Regions from separate parts of the Homo sapiens genome. Here all the other regions are linked to region 2. Evidence: chromatin loops called from intact Hi-C (ENCODE). Cell type or tissue: GM12878. All regions are shown on one strand.

Region 1 (5,000 bases), 80 kb before region 2:
CTTCAACATATATTTCAGTTATCTATTGCTGTGTAATATCAATCCCTAAAATAGTGACTTAAAATTGTCCTAATAATATGTGGTGCTCATGAGTGCGGGACCTGACTGGGCTCAGCTAGGCGGTTCTCACTCAGGGTTTCTCATGTTGTTTCAGTCAGATAGTGGCTCAGTCTAGAATCATCTGTAAGGCTTCTTTACTCACCTGTCTGGGAAGACTCAAACAGATGAGGGCTGAAACAGCTGGGAATCCTTGGGCATCTCTCCCTCTCAATAGTTTTTTCATTTTTGTTGTTGTGTGCTCTTTGTATGACTATACCACAATTTATTTATCCAATCTACAATTGATGGGCATTTGGATAGTTTCCACCTTGGGGCAATTACAAATAGTGCTGCTATAAACACTCTTGTACCTGTCTTTTGGTATACATATGTATACTTTTCTTGGATATATACCTAGGAATGGAATTACTCAGGCATTGGGTATGTAAATACGACCAATTTTTCTAAGTGATTGTACCAATTTACATCTCCACAAGCACTGTATGAGAGTTCCAGATGCTTCTCATCCTCAGCAATAGTTGGCATTATCTTTTTTTTTTTAATTTTAGTTATTTGGGCATGTTTAGCAGCATTTTTATTTTCCTGATGGGTTGAGTAGCTTTTCTTTCTTTTCTTCTTCTTCAATTTTTTTTTTTTTTTGGCCATATGGATATCTTCTATTGTGAAGTATCTATTCTTGTTTCTTTTTTTTTGTCCATTGCTCTTTCTTTTTTTTTTTTTTTTTTTTTTTTTTTAGACAGAGTCTGGCTCTGTCCTGAGGCTGGATGGAGTGCAGTGGTGCGATCTTGGCTCACCTCTGCCTACCTGGTTCAAGTGATTCTCATGCCTCAGCCACCCAAGTAGCTGGGATTACAGGTGTGCATCACCATGCCCAGCTAATCTTTGTATTTTTAGTAGAGATGGGATTTTGCTATGTTGGCCAGGCTGGTCTCGAACTCCTGGCCTCAAGTGATCCACCTGCCTTGGCCTCCCAAAGTGCTGGGATTACAGGCATGAGCCACTGTGCCCAGCCTGTATGCTTTTTCTTATTGACTTAAAGGAGTTATTCAAATAATCAGGTTAAAAGTCCTTCTGTTACTTATTGAGATTTTATATATATATGTATATATTCTCCTACTTTTGTGGGTATTGTTTTTCTCTAAATAGTATCTTTTGATGAACATAGTTTTTAATTTCAATGTAATGGTTTATCAATCTTTCTGTCTCTGATTTGTGCTTTCTGTGTCGTGTTTAAGAAATCTTTTCCTCCCCTGAAGGTACTCTCCCAATAACCTTCTAGATTTCTTATTGTTTTACATTTCAAAGTTAGACCTACAATCAACCTGGATTTGGTTTTTGTATATATGACTAAGGGCCAAGATTCATTATTTTCCATGTGGCTATCCAATTGACTGAGCACTCCCTATTGAAATGATTATCCTATCCCTACTAGTGTTCAGCTTATCCTTTGTGACAAATCAAATTTTCCTATAGATGTAGGTCTGTTTCTGAATTTTCTGTTGTCTGATGGTTCTATTTTTCTACCCTTTGGCAGTACCATCTGGTTGTAATTATTGTAGCTTTACAGTAAGTTTTGATATCTGGTAGTCTTCAAACTTTCTTCTTCAGCTCCATTATAATCTTATGGGACCACCATATGTGGTCCATTGTTTACCAAAATGTCATTATATGGTGCATGCCTGTATATTCTGAATTCGACTCACAATCTCTACTGCCACCGCTAATTTCAAGCCACCACTACTTCATTCTAAATTAACTTCAATGGACTTACAACCAGTCCTTCTGCCTCATAACCTACACACAGTAAAGAGGTCATTTAAACATATACAAGATCTTATCACTCTCTGGCTCAAAATTTGAAATGACTTCCTATCCCACTTAGAATAAAATCCAGACTTCTTACCATGTGATATTAGTCAGGATTGACTTATTATTACTTAAAAGCACAAAGTTTTATTTCTCTCTTACTCAAAATCTGAGTCTCCATGACTCATAATGGGCACTCCAGCCTGGGCAACAGAGCAAGACTCCATCTTAAAAAAAAAAAAAGTACACTATACATTGTAAATTGAGATTCAACATAACCTGGATGTGGTGCCACTCCCCAACCTGGAGGATCACCAAGGCAGGGCTGTCATTACACACCTGTGGTGTATAGCAGTGGTTTCTCAAGATGAGGACCTCTTTTAATCCCTTTTCCCCACCAAAGAATCAGACCTTACGTAGTGGAAGTTGTGCTTTTATTATCTAATGGTGTATGTAAGGCAAAAGACATTTGGATTTCAATAGGATTTTTAGATAAATTTATAGGTTTTAAAAATTAGCCACAACAGTCTCTTTATATGTTTGAAAAATAGCATTACATATATGTATAAAGCAAAAACCCGTGAGAGATCCTGGGGAGAAGAATTGCCTGGAGGGGGAAATTGAGTCCATCTCCAATGTTCAGCACCTCTTCTCTTTCTATTTTTGACCCCCTGGTTTCCTGTAGACATCCACACAAATCTTGAGGTAGAAGTGAAAACAATGCTGTCAGCAGTTTCACGTCTGTCACCATTGAATTCATGCCCTGACATGTGCCTCCTACTCAGAAAGTTATCTGGTGATTATATCACTTCTGTGATATCATCCTTCCTGAAAGTGTCCTTACCCAGCACATGACCACCAACTGTCACATGATTGCATCACTGCCACAGGGGAGCCCAGGACACAGCACACAAATCGGATTAGTCCAGCCTGTAAACTAAGCCTTTGCTTAATAGCCTGGAATTGCCCTCCACCCCTCAGCCCTCAGGCCTGAAATCCTATTCAGCCCTCAAACCTAGTACACATGTCCTCTCCCTACGCACACTCTCCTGGCCTTCACCTCGCCCTCAGCATTGAACAATCCCCTTCAGGACTCGCAGAGCCCTCTGGGATCGCCCCCCTCAGCTCTCATCCCTCGCTAGGCACTTGAGGGCTGGGGAAGTCTTACTTATTGCTGTGGCCCCAGCACCCCACACAAGGCCACATGTGTGACATTTAGTTGGTAATTCTTTTTTTTTTTTTTTTTTTTTTGAGACGGAGTCTCGCTCTGTCGCCCAGGCTGGAGTGCAGTGGCACGGTCTTGGCTCACTCTGCCTCCCGGGTTCACACCATTCTCCCGCGTCAGCGTCTCGAGTAGCTGGGACTACAAGGCGCCCGCCACTACGCCCGACTAATTTTTTGTATTTTTAGTAGAGACAGGATTTCACCATGTTAGCCAGGATGTAGTTGGTAATTCTTAAATGTTGGTTAAACTCAGCTGTTACCTGCTAGTAGGACAATTCATGTGCCCCATTCTGGCAAGGGTAAGGTTAACACTTGTGGTTTTAGAGACTTCTAGTTCCACTTTCCAGTTTACTTTTGCTTCTCTCCCTATTCAAACCAGCAGGAAAAGAGAGTAGTAGTTCAGGAGTTGTTGCCAAAATCCAGAGCCTTATCGGGGGAATACACAGGAAGGGACAGACCTCAGATGCATTTTAAGATATTGAGAGACAGAGTCTGAGTATAAATCATATACTGGGGGAAGGAGGCAAATGGCTTAAAATACTTTTTTTTTTTTTTTTAGCACTGTGATGTTCTGAGTCAAAGATGACTCAGGCTTCAAGCCTGGATGATTGGATCATGGTGGCAGCTATTACCGTAAAAAGAGGAGGAACAACTTTGGGGAAGATGTTGATTTGCTTTTGGATGGATTGAGTTTAGACTGTTGTCAGGACACTAAGTGGACACATAATGCAAACAGTTGCTTTCATAGATGAGGGTGAATGCTAAGGATCAGAGAGGATTCCAAGGCCTTCCTGGGGCCTAGGAAGACTCAGGCACTGGGATACTCTCATCACCCCCATACTCTTCTTAAGGGGAAGAAACCTACCTCCTCTGAGATGGTGGGGCAGAGGGGAGTTGTGATGGTCATCCCAGGGCTTGGGGTGTGCCCAAGAGTGAGATCAGAGATGTGTTTGAGGCTGTGGGGAGCAGCGTATGTCACTTTCAGAATGTCAGACTTGGGACCACTCAACAAGGAGATCAAGGGCTGGGTGAGAATTCAGCAATTATGGAAGATTTATGTTTCAATATAATATCCTTTTTCCTATAGAGATTTAAAACTTTTAAAATGTAATATTGACACATAAAATTTTAAAACAAGATGAGTATGTGAAGGCCATTCCTGACACTTATGAAAAGACATTAAGCTCTCCTTTAAAGTTAAGCCTCTCTGTGCCTGACCTTCTCTCCCTGCCTTTGTCTATGCCACTAAGATTACTGCCTTTAGTTCAATTCAAGGAGCTTTTATTGCATGCTTACAATGAATTATAGTGTTTTGGGGACACAGCGAAAGAGAAAATATAGCCCCTGCTTTTAAAGACCTTACAATCTCATCATAGAGGCCTGACATACATGCAGTAAGCTATTAACCACCATTGCAAGGCAGCATAGTTACTGACTGATAGAACATACGGGTGACCAGTTTCCCTGGGGAAGATAGAACTGGAAGTGGACCCTGAATCATTGGTAGAATATAAAAGTGGGGGTGGGTGGGAAGGAGAAGGAGCAAAAAGGCATGGAGGTGACATTGACCATAGTATGTTTTAGGGGAATGCTGGCTTCAGCACACTGGGGAAAATGGCAGATAATTTTTGTTAGGCAGAGTAGGGCCAGACTGAGGAGCCCTATTTAGCTAATACGTCTTAGTTGCAAGTGCTAAGAACCAACGTGAGCAGGCTAAACTGTATAACATGGTGGTTAGAGCTCAGATTCTGAAGTCAGATGGCCTTGGTGTGAATCCTGATTTTATCTATTGCTGACTGTAGTGGACAAGTTACTTAATTTCTTTGTCCCTGTTTCCTCATATGTAAAATGAAGTAATACATGGATTCACTGGGAGGATTAAATAAGATAATTTGTGTAAGCTAATTGGA
Region 2 (5,000 bases):
AGAATTTCTTTTACTTTTATTACAGTAAAGCCAAGGATGGATTTACAAAAAAATAAGTGGCACTAAAGAATTTACACTGAGGAGCAGTAATTCCTGCTTTATTCTTCTCCAACCCTGGGTCTGCTCCTCAGAACAAACTCATTTAAAGTTTTTTTGTTTTGTTTTGTTTTGTTTTTGAAACAGAATCTTGCTCTGTCACCCAGGCTGGAGTGCAATGGCACAATCTTAGCTCACTGCAACCTCCGCCTCTGAAGTTCAAGCAAGTCTCATGTCTCAGCCTTCCCAGTAGCTGGGATTACAGGTATGCACCACTATGCCCAGTTTTTTGGTTTTTTTTTTTTTTTTGGAGAGCTGGGGTTTCATCACGTTGGCCAGCTGGCCTCGAACTCCTGGCCTCAAGTGATCCGCCCACCTCAGCCTCTCAAAGTGCTGGGATTACAGGCATGAGCCACTGTGCCCAGCCTCCTTTTAAATCTTTTACTTGGTTTTGTTTTGTTTTGTTTTGTTTTCCAGTAATATAGGTATTCGGGTTCGGCTTCCTTTGCCCGTCTTCATCCATCTCACCTCCAGTGTCCAGAAATTTACCTTAGAAATCTGTGGTCCACAGGTCATGCTCCTAGACACATTGTAGGAGGAAGAGGAATTAAACACATCCCATTAGTACATAATCTTGGAAGAGAAGCCTTCTGAATTTTACAATCAGGATTGGGGAAACTCTGTAAAGTACCTTCCTGGTGTTCCTTTCTTCCAGCCTCTTTGATTAAGTCACATCAAAGCGCTAATGGCAAAGTTGTTTAATGTGTGTTTCTCCAAGGCAGGTTAGGATTTCACTGGGATTCTTAAAATTTGAGGGTGTCTGTGATCGTCAAAATTTGTATTCATGTAGTCCCTCATGAAATTTCTAAAACTCGGCTGGGTGCAGTGGCTCATGCCTGTAATCCCAGCACTTTGGGAGGCCGAGGAGGGTGGATCACAAGGTCAGGAGTTTGAGACCAGCCTGGCCAATATGGTGAAACCCCATCTCTACTAAAAATTTAAAAATTAGCCTGGCATGGTGGCACACGCCTGTAGTCCCAGCTACTCAGGAGGCTGAGGCAGAAGAATTGCTTGAACCCAGGAGGCGGAGGTTGCAGTGAGCCAAGATTGCACCACTGCACTCCAGCCTGGGCGGCAGAGAAAGACTTCATCTAAAAAAAAAAAAAGAAAATAAATTTCTAAAACTCTGTATTTCTTTGCTCTTTTAAGTTGACATCTATAACTTTCTATTACTTTAAATACCTGGAAAAAAAATCACTTCCAGTGCATTGTAATAATGTATCAAGTAGAAGTGGCTAAAATCAGTGAAAACATTTCTTTGATCTGAATAAATGTTCAAGAAAATAGAAAACATGAACTTACCTCCAATCTATGTTCCCTTTACTTGAAAATGTAATGTTGATCTACTAGAGGTAAGGCAGGAATTGTCACATCCATATTCCTTGCAACTATTCAAAATATGCATCTGAGACCAGAACAAGACACAGGTGAAGAAGGGTGCTCACTAGGCCCCTTCTGCCAATACAGAAGGAGACAGTGCAGTGGAGTCCTTTCATAGCAAGTTCTGCCTTCATGATTTCCAAAGCTTCAGTATTCCAAATCTCAGGTGAATAGGGTGGTATCCACTAAGCTCTGCCACAAACTTGTTGCTGAGATGAAGGAAGCCGCCGCTGTAGTCAGTATTTCTCACCCACACGGTTTGCTCTCTTTCTGGCTGGTGTGGGAAGGATGGCGTCTTTTTTTTTTTTTTTTTTTTGAGATGGAGTCTTGCTCTGTTACCCAAGCTGGATTGTAGTGTTGTGATCTCGGCTCACTGCAACCCATGCAAGGTGCTGTCAGGTTCCACCTGTGCAAACAAGTACACTGGTCCAGCATGGGTCAGCTGCTCACTCACAGGGGCTCCAGAATCCTACAAAGGGACACACAGGGGTGGGTGGCAACCTAGTTGGAAATGGGAGTGATGGGCATGACTAAAGTCTTCCTCATCCCACCAGAGGCGCACTCAACTGTGGCTAGGGTGACCAGAATTCACTGTCCAGCGTGGCTGGCAGGAGCCCACTCTCTGAAGATGGTGGGATTCAGAGGTGGGAGTAGAGTTGGGTGGTCCTGTGAGCTGAGCACTCTCCCAAAAGTGTCCCCTACATATGAGGTTGACAGCTTATTCCTGCAGGGACTCAGGAGTAACTCTGGGTGCTAAAACAAAACTTGAGACCAGCACAGAAACAGCCAGCCCATGAAGCTGGCCTCCCATCACACAGCAAGGCTAGCCAGATGCCCCTCACTCTTCTCGGGCACCATTCTTCTCCTCCCCTAGGCCGCCTGGTGCTCGTGGTGTTTCATGTTTGTTAGTCCATGCACGGTGGTGAGGGAGGCTGCTGTGTGATTTGCCCCAGCCACAGCCTCTACAAAAGCAACTAGAAGAAGACGGCAGCAGAGGGCGCTTCTTCAAACACCCTGTCCAACTCCTGGCACTGACAAGTACTGAGTGAACTCAAACCCTCTGTAAAGTAACAGAAGTTAGAAGGGGAAATGTCGCCTCTCTGAAGATTACCCAAAGAAAAAGTGATTTGTCATTGCTTTATAGACTGTAAGAAGAGAACATCTCAGAAGTGGAGTCTTACCCTGAAATCAAAGGATTTAAAGAAAAAGTGGAATTTTTCTTCAGCAAGTAAGTACATTTACTATTATCTTACTATGGGATAGCTTGGTAGAACTAGTTACCAGCAACCTCACTGCTTTTTAAACAAACAATACCTCTGCTACCACCTCCTGGATCCAGGCTTGCCCTCAAAGGAACCCTTAGGGTCTCATTCCCACAGGAGGCTGTGGCTTCCCGACATATTTGGAGCATCATAGTGAGAATTGTGGCCCATTATTTTAAAATATCCTAGATCCTAGCAAATATTGTTTTTGTGGGCCGTATTTGAATTTCTCAAGCCAGTAAAATTCTAGTGAAAGTGGGAAAATCGCTTGAGCTCGGGAGGTTGAGACTGTGGTGAGCTATGGTCACGCCACTGCACTCTAGCCTGTGTGACAGAGCAAGATTCTATCTTAAGAAAAACAAATTCTGGTGAATAAGTCTCTTTTAACTAATCCTGTCTAAAATGGATGATGGCTAATAAAACAATATGGCGTGGCTGGAACTCTAGCTCTAGGGTGGTCTCCAAAGAGGACACTCAAGCATTCTCTGAGCAGCACGGGGCTGTGTCCTGGTAGCAGCCTGAAGGGGTGACAGTGGAGCACAGTGTTTATTTTCATTTCTCAATTTTGACATATTTACTGGAAAAATTAATCCCTAGCCACCTCACATGACAGTACATAATTTTTTTTTTTTTTTTTTTTGAGATGGAGTCTCACTCTGTCGCCTAGGCTGGAGTGCAGTGTTGCAATCATCTTGGCTCACTGCAGCCTCCACCTCCTGGATTCAAGCAATTCTCGTGCCTCAGCCTCCCAAGTGGCTGGGATTACAGGCACCCACCACCACACCTGGCTAATTTTTGTATTTTTGGTAGAAATGGGGTTTTGCCATGTTGGCCAGGCTGGTCTGGAACTCCTGGCCTCAAGTAATCCGCCCACCTCAGCCTCCCAAAGTGCTGGGATTACAGGCGTGAGCCACCACGCCTGGCCCTGGAGTACATAATTTTGATAAGTAACGTCTGCAGTGTCTTTTTTTCCCTCCCTTTTTATGGATAGACTTTTCTGGTTATTGAGATCTCATACCCCTTTATGATATATTATTTGAGTAGAGGGTTTAAAGAATTGAGATACTTGTTTTCTTATGTTAATATGTCAAGAAAGAAGTTGTTTCATAACTTAGGTCCTGCCTTGGACAAAATACACCCTTACTGTCTGCTCTATGTTTCTTGGTATGTTCAGAAGAGGATTTGAACTTTTGCAGGTTGGCTAACAGATATGGAGGGTCCTTAGAGCTCTCCTGTTTCTAACCAAATCTTCACCCCACCTATTAAGTAGAAAGCCTTTTCATGGAAGGGCTGTGGTTGGTTCTTGGAACTGGTCCCCTCACAGAATTTCCATTCGCTTTTCCTCAGGGTCACGCCCTGCTTTAGAGGTTGCTTAGGTTAAGCTCTCCAATTAATTTTAGCAGGCAACTCGAGAGTTTTGCAACTCAAAGTAGGCACACCTTCCTTCCTGAATGACTTTTATTTGTTCCTTTTTCAGGCTGTGAAACTAAATCCACAACCTTTGGAGACCCAGGAACACCCTCCAATCTCTGTGTGTTTTGTAAACATCACTGGAGGGTCTTCTACGTGAGCAATTGGATTGTCATCAGCCCTGCCTGTTTTGCACCTGGGAAGTGCCCTGGTCTTACTTGGGTCCAAATTGTTGGCTTTCACTTTTGACCCTAAGCATCTGAAGCCATGGGCCACACACGGAGGCAGGGAACATCACCATCCAAGTGTCCATACCTCAATTTCTTTCAGCTCTTGGTGCTGGCTGGTCTTTCTCACTTCTGTTCAGGTAAGCAACTTTCAGGAACTTAACTGAGTCAACTGCTACAGGGTTAAGAGAAAGGACATGGGGTTCTCTGAGCTGCTCCCTTCTATTATCCTATAAGCTGGAAGGAACCTTCAGGGTGTTTTCAGAAGATTTTAAAGATTAGAAGACTGTGGTCCAAAGAGGTTAAAGGACCTGCCTATCATCACACAGCAAGTTAGCAACCAAGTTAACTCAAGAACCCAGGCCTTCAAGGAAGCGTGGAAGGGACAGTGTTATTTTAACAAAACCATACAGCCGATTCATAATGGTCTCTTCCATGAATATTAGATGCTCATTTACATTTTGTGATGTGCCGATACTGGCCTCGGAGTCTAGTCCCAAACTATGTTTTCATGATACAGCTCAGCGAAAGTGTCCTGCTTCTAAAATTGAACAATGGTGATCTTCTTTCCAATCTGAAGGCGGGAGAGTAGTTGAGGACAATTCCTCTTAATGACATTCATCTT
Region 3 (5,000 bases), 290 kb after region 2:
GCTAATGTTTTGAGTTGAACTGTGTGCCACCAATTTCAAATGTTAAAGTCCTAACCCCTAGTACCTCAGAATATGACCTTATTTGGAAATAGGATGGGTACTACTAATTAGTTAATATGCAGTCAAACTGGAGTAGGGTGAGTCACGAATCCAGTATGGCCGGTGTCATTATAAAATGGGAAATGTGGACATCCTCCCTGTCTACTTACACAGGGAGAATGACATGTGAAGATGTGAAGATGAAGGCAGAGATTGGAGCGACGCCTCAAGCCAAGGAGTGTCAGACGTTGCCAGCAAGCCACCAGAAGCTAGGGAAGAGACATGGAACAGATTCTCTCTCATAGCCCTCAAAAGGAACCAACCCTGCTGGCACTTTGATCTCAGACTTCTAGCCTCCAGAAATGTGAGATGATAAATTTCTATTGTTTAAACCACCTGGTTTGTGACACTGGCAGCCCTAGCAGATGAATACAGCCAACATAATTAAGGAACAGAACTAGCCCCCAGTCCTGCAATGTAATCTATTACTTTAATGATCGAATTGGTAGCAGTCAAACCTCAGAAGTCTTTCTTGGTGGAGCCCCCAGTAAATACCTGTATCTCTAGCTGGCACTGAGATTAAGCAATTTTATACAAATGCTGGTTTCAGCAAGGAGCTCCAGTGGAGGTAAAGGAGGATAGTTTCGGAAACAGCCAAGGATTCACCTGACTATAGAGGTTGCTGGGAGGTGGGAGGTTGCGGGGCTCCTTCCCACATGCTTTCATGTTTTCAAAGACTGTTCTTGTAGCACCAGAGACAGGAAGCTCTGTGGAGCCACTCTATCAGCCCTGTAGCCTCCCTGAGCTGGCTTCTCTGGCTCTGGCTCCCTGATCCTCCATCCCCACCTATGCCTCTGCAAGGGACTCAGTGAAGGAGCTATCTCCCTGCTACATTCTGGGAGCTGAGCACTGAAATTTTTAAGGAAATGTGCAAAGTCTGTTTACATACAACATTTATACATTTATTTGGCCAGCCAGTCAATAATTTACTAAGCATTGTCTGTATGCTAGGCCTTGGATTCGGTGCTGAGGACACAAAGTTGGAAAGACACCATCCAGGCCCTCATGAAGCCCTCGTTTTTGTGGCAAGAGAGAGATGCACTGTGCAACAAATGGTATGATGGGTATATTGAAGTTGGAGTACCTGATTGGCTGGCAGAGTCAGAGGGCCTCTTAGAGAAAGTGACCCTTGTGGAGACTTGAAGAGTGAGTAGTTGCTCCTGCAGATAATAGGGGAGAGGGTTTTCAGGACAGCAAGAATAGCATTTCTAGAGTCACAGAGGCGTGTGAGATCAGGACTTGCTCAGGGACTGGAAAGCAAATCAATGCGGTTGGGTGTGAGAGAGATTGGTGATATACCGGCTTGTCCATAAGGTGGGACTGTGTGTGTGATACCATTGATAGAGTTGATCCTTTAGTGGGGAGCCACTGGAGAATTTTGAGCAGTGCAGGCTCAACTACATCTGGCAGCAATGTAGGAGGCTGGGGAGGAGGGCGGAAAGCTACGCATTCTTCCTTGGTGCCTTCCCTCTCACGTTAGCGGAAGGTTGAAATGCATCCTGGATAAAATGCCGAACTTCCAGAATGGGACTACTTAGGCTCACACCCTATCCCCATCACTGGCTTTACTCCCACAAAGTTATGAAACCTAGATATGAAATCAGATGGTATAGTAAGGAAATTTAATTTACCTGCATTCATACTGTATTTTGCGTGGAAAATAAATCAGATTAGGTTCTGGAAATGGTGGAGTTATAAGTTTAGCCTCTATTCCTAGAAATGATTTGTAAGACCATCATCACAAAGCTAATTTGCATGCCCCTTAAACTGTATACAAAATCTTGGCCTTTTACGAATTGGCTTGAATTATTAAAGTGCCCTAGCCTTCCAGAAGGGTCACTCCAGTAATGGTTAACATTTGAGATGTGGGTTTGCCATCTAGTGGGCATTTTTGAATGTGTATGTGTTTTAAATACACATGCATCACACACACACACACACACACACACACACACACACACACACACTCTCAGAGTTTCCATCAGTAGTTCCTAATCTTTCTACCTCATCCCCAGCACTTAAAGGTCAGGATGGTACTTTGGACACATCCGCATTTGTAAAAGTGACTTAGTTTACATGTGGGAGGTATGAGGATGTTTTATGATGTGGGAATACCAGCATCACATGGAGGGTCTCTTCAAACTTTGTGTACTTCACATCTGCCTTTCTTGCTCCCCTGTGGCAATTACTAATCTAGAAAAAAGAGAGAGAGATACTTCACCACTAGAAAGGCACAGTGACTGCTCCATAGCAGATACTCGGTAAAAATTAGCTTCCTTCCTCTTCTCCCTATGACTTCTCTCATAAAAGCTATATTCCAAATTACAGCTTTAATAGTTTTGTGTGCACTTGGTGTGTAAAGCACTTTGTAGGCCCAGTGAATGCAAAGATGAATAAAACCCAGTCCCTATTTCTAAGATGCTTAGAGGAGAGAAACTCGTAGTTTTACAACTATATTCTAGCAGGCTATGTCTCAAATCTTTGACTGTAGTAGATTTTTTAGAAATAAGAATTTGGTTTTTCTTTAGAAGTAATAATACAATGATGCTGGCCTAGCATGGTGGCTGATACCTGTAATCCTAGCACTTTGGAGGCTGAGGCAGGCAGATTGCCTGAGCTTAGGAGTTCGAGACCAGCCTGGGCAACATGGTGAAACCCCATCTCTATTAAAATACAAAAAATTATCCGGGAGTGGTGGCACACACCTGTAGTCCCAGCTACTCAGGAGGCTGAGGCACGAGAATTGCTTGAACCGGGGAGGCAGAGGTTGCAGTGAAGCAAGACTGCACCACTGCACTCCAGCCTGGGTGACAGAGTGAGACTCTGTCTCCAACAAAAACAAACAAACAATAATGCTAGTTTTCCCAGACTAAGAAGAAGCATCCTTGTGATAAGGGATAAAATGAACATCAGGGACAGCTTGATTTATATTTGAAAGGACCGAGACTTAGAAGACAATAGGCCCAGAAAGAGAAGGGAGAGAAGTGGGGAGTAGAGGAAACTAGAGACAGTGTGGGATGCATTCTGTAAAGGTTTGAAGATGGGGGGAGAGAGTTTTAGAAGCAGCTACCATATGGTGTGAGATATTGAGAGGTTGGGCAAGAAGATTTTAAGAGGTTTTGTTATGTATTATAAATGGAATCCCCCTTTGATGCTTTCATGGCACTGAAGTAAAAATTTAAATTGCCTTTCTGTTATTTTTGGATATGGGTTAGTGTTTCTTTGGAAAATAGTACCATGCAGAGACAGGCTATGAAGTGGCTTAGCTTTATCTGGAAAACATAAATGTTCAGACCATAAAACTTTAAAAATAGATACATTATACTTTCCTCATGTGCCTTAAACCTAAAATTAAACAAAACCAAAATGATGAAATTGTATAAGGAATGTCTATTTTAACAGTAATACATGTACTTGGTTAAAAAATTCAAAAGTATAGAATGGCATTAAATGGAAAAAGAAAAACGTTTCCTGCTTTATTCTCCAAACCTCCCTTTCACCCCCATGTCTCACCACCCAAAGGTAACTAGCTTCTAAAGAGTTTGTTTTTAATTCTTTTTTCCCCAATAAGAATTTTTATTATTATATATTTTTTAAATTTTACTTTAAGTTCTGGGATACAAGTGCAGAATGTGCAGGTTTGTTACATAGGTAGACATGTGCCATGGTGGTTGCTGCACCTATCATCTGGTCATCTAGGTTTTAAGCCCCGCATGCATTAGGTATTTGTCCTAATGCTCTCCCTCCCCTAGTCCCCCACCCCTCGATGGGCCCTGGTGTGTGATGTTCCCCTCCCTGTGTCCATGTGTTCTTATTGTTCAGCTCCCACTTATGAGTGGGAACATGGTTTTCTGTTCCTGTGTTAGTTTGCTGAAAATGATGGTTTCCAGCTTCATCCATGTCCCTGCAAAGGACATGAACTCATCCTTTTTTATGGCTGCATAGTATTCCATGTATATGTGCCACATAGTATTCCAGGTACATGTGCCACATACATATACACATGTATATGTGTATATGTGCCACATTTTTTTTATCCAGTCTATCATTGATGGGCATTTGGGTTGGTTCCAAGTCTTTGCTATTGTAAATATGCTGCAATAAACATACATGTGCATGTGTCTTTGTAGTAGAATGATTTATAATCCTTTGGTATATACCCAGTAATGGGATTGCTGGGTCAAATGGTATTTCTGGTTCTATATCCTTGAGGAATCGCCACACTGTCTTCCACAATGGCTGAACTAATTTACACTCCCACTAACAGTGTAAAAGCATTCCTATTTCTCCACAGCCTTGCCAGCATCTGTTGTTTCCTGACTTTTTAATAATCACCATTCTAACTGGTGTGAGACGGTATCTCATTGTGGTTTTGATTTGCATTTCTCTAATGACCAGTGATGATGAGCTGTTTTTCACGTTTGTTGGCCACGTAAATGTCTTCTTTTGAGAAGAGTCTGTTCATATCCTTTGCCCACTTTTTGATGGGGTTGTTTTCTTCTTGTAAATTTGTTTAAGTCCCTTTTAGATTCTGGATATTAGCCCTTTATGAGATGGGTAGCTTGCAAAATTTTTTTCCCATTCTGTAGGTTGCCTGTTCACTCTGATGATGGTTTCTTTTGCTGTACAGAAGTTCTTTAGTTTGATTAGATCCCATTTGTCAATTTTGGCTTTTGTTGCAATTGCTTTTGGTGTTTTAGTCATAAAGTCTTTGCCCATGCCTATGACCTGAATGGTATTGCCTAGGTTTTCTTCTAGGGTTTTTATAATTTTTGGTTTTCTGTTTAAGTCTTTAATCCATCTTGAGTTAATTTTTGTATGAGGTGTAAGGAAGGGTAAGGTGTAAGGAAGTTTCTGTTTCTGCATATGGCTAGCCAGTTTTGCCAGCACCATTCATTAAA
Region 4 (5,000 bases), 240 kb after region 2:
AAGCCTCCTTGGGCAAGCCACTAAAATATGTTGCCTGTAAAGGGGGAACAACATCTCTGAAATCAGCCTGTAGAGTCACAGCGTCTTGGGAAGATCAACAGAGATGATATGTGAATGTGTTTCTAAAATATTAATGTGCATGACAGCTGCGATGGTTTCCTATCCTAGGACAACCATTTCAAATTTAAAAATCTTCCTTTCCCCTACTTCCCACACAACTAAGTAAGAATTTTAAGCAAAATTTTATCTTAGCATCCAAAAAAGATGAATATGCATGTGTAGTATCTGTGTTGATATAGGTAGGTATGATTCAACAGTTACAGCTTGCTGCATCACTAGTTACTAGAAGGCAGTGATTCTGTGACTTGAAGATATTTTAATTAGCACCAAACACACTGAGAGTGTTCAATAAACATTAACCAATGAGGCCTAATTTAAGACGGCATCATATAAGTCCACACTATGCCACTATTGACATGAGGAGTACTGCTTATTGCTTACCCAAATGACACATTTTCACCTTTTAAGTAAAGTATAGCACCTTCATTTAGCCATTCCGCTGATCTGCAAACTGAGAGACCAAGAGACCTTGGTTTATTCAAAATTGGTTCTCTGTTTTACTAAAAGGAGTCGTCCATTAAAAGTTATGCTCAATACTAAATACCAGTTAGAATAGATACAACTGTGCTGCCTTCACCTACACTAAGGGCTAGGGGTTGAGAGTAGAGAAAGACTCCTCTCCCCACTCTTTGTTTTTCCACGTCTATCCTTAAACATTCTTTGAGGATCTGATTCTCGAAAGGGTTTTTGTTGTTTATGTTTGTTTGTTTGTTTCTTTTAATAGCTACAAATCTCCTTGGGAGGGACAAGGAACCTTGATGTGAACCACATGTGGAATACAGCAATGGTACCCAAGCTTTTTGGATTTCACAGATCAAGTTTAAAAGATTTTGGGGGATCTACCTAGGACTGCTAATTTTTTATTTTTCTGAGAGAGGACATCAACCAACAATAACTATCGTATTTCATAACAGAATGGACAATTCAAAATAACTAAAACTATGAAGCATATAGTCTTAGAATAAAGAATTGTCCTGTTCAAGAAAGGACAAGTGTAACCTTAAAATTGTTATAATACATCCGGATAAATTTATTACATAGATGGCCCTACATTTCCTATGGGTCTGCGGTTGTGAGCCACTGTTCTAGACGGCTAGGAGGGTTTGAAGTGAGTTGAGAACCTTTACTGTCCTGAAGATGGGGTAGGGGCTAGACAAGGGTATATTCTAAAAAGAGGAAAGCGCTACTGTAATAATCTTGCCTAGGATTACATACAGATGGGCATAACAGAGTCCCAGGACTTCACCCCTTCGGTGTAGAGCAGGGATGGCAGGGATGGCAAGAGCCCCACTTAGGATACCTGGAAAAAGAAATCTCCGCAGCAAAGGGTCCTTGTGCTGACTTTTCTTTTTCATTTACGAGTGTACCCTCTGTCTCCTTGGGGGCCCACCTTCTTATTCCCAGCAGGAAAGGGGAAGGGGGAGGACAGGAAATGTGGAAACCGCGTTAACAGCCTGATTGTGAACCAGCACTGCGACTGAGATGCGAGGAGGGAAGGACAAAAGTCCCTCCCTCGCTTTTCAAAAAGTAAGCCACAAAAGTTATAGAAACATTTTCTATTAAACATCATCTCCATTTTGCAGAGAACCTAAGGCTCCGAGGACTTGCCCAGGGCCATACAGCCGGTGAGCCCCAGGGCTCAGCCACAGCCCAGGTAACGAGGACAGGGCTTGCTCCAGCCACCATTGGCTGCCTCTTCGGCCTCCCTCTCTCAGGTGAGACAGTATGTCAGGTGAGGCAACTGAAACAATGTCCCTCAGTTCGGATGCATCCTCCCTCTTCGTTTCCTGTCATGAGACAGGTTTCTCCTCTTCCTGGATGTGGTTAAAAAAAAAAGAAGAAGAAAAGAAACAAAAGAAAAAAGGAAAGAAACGCAAAGCAAAGCCAAGCCCAACGTCTTGGCTCTCAGGGTTGCACCTCCTTTCTCTACCCGCGGGGTCTGGGCCGGCGGGGTGTGGCCGCAGCCCTGGGGCGCGAGAAGCCCATCCGGGCCCGAGGTGCTGGGCGGCCTGGAGCGCTGGCTGCCCCCAGGGCCGGCGGCTGTCCCTGGGGTTTCCCCGCTTCTGGGCTTTCCCCGCTTCTGGGCTCGGTGGCCGCGCGGGCGGGCGCCAAGTGACTCAGCCGTCCCCGAGGGCGTTCCGGGAAGCGGCCGGGGGCGCGGGCTTTCCTGTCGCCGCAGCGTGTGAGTCCCCAGCGCCGAAAGGGGATCAGAAACCGCTGGGCGGAGCAGCGGGAGGAAGCTGCGGCGCGCAGAGCAGAGTCAGCGCCACCGTCTTTCGAGCTGGAGCGGAGGGAACGTGGCCTTGACGTTGCTGAAGCTGAAGCGCCGGGCGGGCGCCCGGACCCCGGGGCGGGGCAGAAACGAGTCCGTTCCCTACTGCGGGGCGGGGGCAGGGCTGGAACGGGAGTTCAGGAGGGACAAGGACGTGGAAGGAGCCCAGCAGAGGGCACCCGGGACCCCCGCGGCCGGGCCGAGTTTGAAGGGAGCCCCTCTCCCCCTCCCCCTGGCGGAGCCCCCTGTAGGGTCTGACCTGGTGCCCCGCAACAGGAGCGGGAGGAGGAGCAGGCCCAGAGCGGCCGGGCCCCAGCCTAGAGGGGCGCTCGAGGGGAAGCGAGTGAAGTGAGGGCTCCGCCAGAGCAGCACCCCCTTCCCCGCCGTCCCTCCCGGACTGGCCGGTTCTCGTCAGAGATTCCTTTGTCTTCGACGCTGGTCCCTCCACACCAAGGTGGGAGGCTGAGGTGGGAGGTGGCAGAGCGGTGGGAGTGGGAGCAAGGCCGGAGCGTGGGTGGAGGCGCTGGCCGCGGGCTTGCAAGGATGGCACAAGGGAGACATCCAGGACAAACCATGGGGAACACAGCTGCCACTGAGAGAAGCTGCCCGGAGGAGGAAGGGGCTGCAAAGTTCAACCACCAGGCAAGGCAAGTCCACGAACAAAATCCCGGCTCTAAAAACAGAGCAGCAATTGTCACTGTGGGTTAGACGCTTTGAGTTACCTCTATTTTCATTTATGTCTAAGATAAATTCAAGAGACAAGGAGAAAGTCAGGAGGTTAAAATTCCAGCCTCTGGTCCCAGCTCCCTAAAGCCAGCTCCCTTCTTGTCTTTGCCAAAGTTTGCTTCTATGAATCAGTAATTAACCCCCACTTTTTTTCTTATGTCAGAGTTCCTTCAGTCACAACCAAGAGAGTTCTGACTAATAACACACCTTTTAATCCAGCAATTTTACTTCTGGGAGTTTATTCCAAAGAAATATTACATAACAAAAGAGCCATATGCCTCACAATATTCACTGTGGGCTTGTTCATAAAATTAAAACAATCATAACTATAAATGTCCAGTAATGGAGGCAGGGAATAAACTGGCATATTTATATGATAAACTACTATGGGCCGGGCGTGGTGGCTCACGCCTGTAATCCCAGCACTTTGGGAGGCTGAGGCGGGCAGATCACCCGAGGTCAGAAGTTCAAGACCAGCCTGGCCAACATGGCGAAACCCCGTCTCCACTAAAAATACAAAAACAAGTTAGCTGGGCGTGGTGGTGTGGGCCTATAGTTCCAGCTACTTGGGAGGCTGAAGCAGGAAAATCACTTGAGCCCGAGAGGTAGAGGCTTCAATGAGCTGAGATCGTGACACTGCACTCTGGCCTGGGCAACAGAGCGAGTCTCCGTCTCAAAACAAAACAAAACCTACGGAGCCTTAAAATGTTATATGTAGGGTTTTATAACTTGAATAAAGACTTCGGTTATAAGAAAGCAAGACACAAAATCATATATATATATAATATATATATACACACACACAGTGTAATCACAATATGAAAATGTACATAGAAAAAAAACACTTGAAGGAAATCCACCAAAATGTTACATCTTTGGGTGATAGAATTACATACAAGTATTTTTTTCTTTCTAAAACATTTATGTATTTCCCAATTTATCTACAATGAGGATAAGCATGTATTATTAAAAAGTATGAAAACATTGATTTTAAAATTTTACATATATAGTATATAATTATATATACATAATACATATATATATACTATATATATATATATAGTATATATATATATGTGAAATTGCTGCTGAATAGGAAATCACCGGGCCTGGGTGAAAGATGATAAAATTTACTTGAGCAATTTTTCCACTAATTGAATGATTTTTCTGCAATTTAAAAAGGGTATATGGAAGTTAAAGAGGATGGGTCAATGTTTATACATCTGTATTAGTTCGTTTTCACACTGCTGATAAAGACATACTGGAGACTGGGCAATTTACAAAAGAAAGAGGTTTAATGAACTTGCAGTTCCACATGGCTGGGGAGGCCACAAGTCATGGTGGAAGATTAAAGGCACTCAAGAGAAGAGAGAGCTTTTGCAAGGAGACTCCCGTTTTTCAAAACCATCAGATCTCGTGAGACTTACTCACTATCACAAGAACAGCCCGAGAAAGGCCTGGCCCCATGATTCAATTACCTCCCACCAGGTCCCTCCCACAACACGTGGGAATTCAAGATGAGATTTGGGTGGGGATACAGCCAAACCATATCAATGTCCAAGATATTAGTGAAAGGGAAGGGCATGCCACAGTAGGCCAGAGGAGAGAAAACATCTGAGTTTTAGAATACACAAAAAGAAAATGATGAGATCGCAGCTGATTCTTGATTGGTGAGGACTTGCTGGTTTGTGGGCAGAAGTAATGGAACTTTTAATGGCAAAGGGAAGAATACACTCAAACATTATTTAAGATAGGAGGTAAGGGAGTAATGGGTAAGGTTACTGCATCATGAAAAGTTTTGTTTACAATGGGTTTACTGTATTTATCAGGATAATATTTTTTAATCCTGAAGAATAGGTGTGCAAAATGAATTTAACATCTT

The links. Hi-C counts contacts between places; a loop is a spot of excess contacts. Peaks named below come from ENCODE experiments on the same cell type or tissue, not always from the same donor. Only the 100,000 strongest peaks of a DNase experiment are listed, where the experiment ranks them.
Region 1: a loop joins it to region 2, with 4 times the contacts of the local background. A loop is called at or near these places in 5 of 110 quality-filtered maps.
Region 3: it touches region 2 in a loop (3-fold over the local background); 12 of 110 quality-filtered maps call a loop at or near these places.
Region 4: a loop joins it to region 2, with 2.9 times the contacts of the local background. A loop is called at or near these places in 2 of 110 quality-filtered maps.

What each region holds. Positions count from the first base shown.
Region 1 is chr3:119,636,757-119,641,756 of GRCh38, reverse strand. No RefSeq gene overlaps it. Among named protein-coding and RNA genes, the nearest start is that of POPDC2, 21 kb to the left of the region's middle. RefSeq lists an enhancer at 2,448-2,957. In GM12878, no CTCF peak of the experiment used is centred here; DNase peaks (open chromatin) are centred at 2,656 and 3,426; H3K4me3 peaks cover 1,162 bases; H3K27ac peaks cover 3,531 bases.
Region 2 is chr3:119,557,144-119,562,143 of GRCh38, reverse strand. CD80 (CD80 molecule) reads left to right here and starts at 2,530. Exons shown (of 7, transcript NM_005191.4): 1 at 2,530-2,704; 2 at 4,216-4,515. The coding sequence starts at 4,416. LOC107986118 (a long non-coding RNA gene) reads right to left here and starts at 1,714. Exons shown (of 2, transcript XR_001740861.2): 1 at 1,399-1,714. RefSeq lists enhancers at 2,257-2,306, 3,077-3,136, 3,407-3,566, 3,928-4,222 and a silencer at 3,928-4,222. In GM12878, CTCF peaks have their summits at 2,467 (motif pointing right) and 2,846 (motif pointing left); a DNase peak (open chromatin) is centred at 2,467; H3K4me3 peaks cover 4,967 bases; H3K27ac peaks cover 5,000 bases.
Region 3 is chr3:119,272,098-119,277,097 of GRCh38, reverse strand. The region is part of intron 3 of B4GALT4-AS1 (B4GALT4 antisense RNA 1); the gene reads right to left. Among named protein-coding and RNA genes, the nearest start is that of ARHGAP31, 20 kb to the left of the region's middle. RefSeq lists an enhancer at 1,885-2,054. In GM12878, a CTCF peak has its summit at 1,968 (motif pointing left); DNase peaks (open chromatin) are centred at 1,997 and 2,159.
Region 4 is chr3:119,320,460-119,325,459 of GRCh38, reverse strand. All of the region lies in intron 1 of ARHGAP31 (Rho GTPase activating protein 31), which reads right to left. ARHGAP31-AS1 (ARHGAP31 antisense RNA 1) reads left to right here and starts at 2,700. Exons shown (of 2, transcript NR_046748.1): 1 at 2,700-2,846. RefSeq lists enhancers at 1,315-2,171, 2,172-3,029 and silencers at 1,993-2,342, 2,393-2,752. In GM12878, no CTCF peak of the experiment used is centred here; DNase peaks (open chromatin) are centred at 1,993 and 2,319; H3K4me3 peaks cover 2,473 bases; H3K27ac peaks cover 3,021 bases.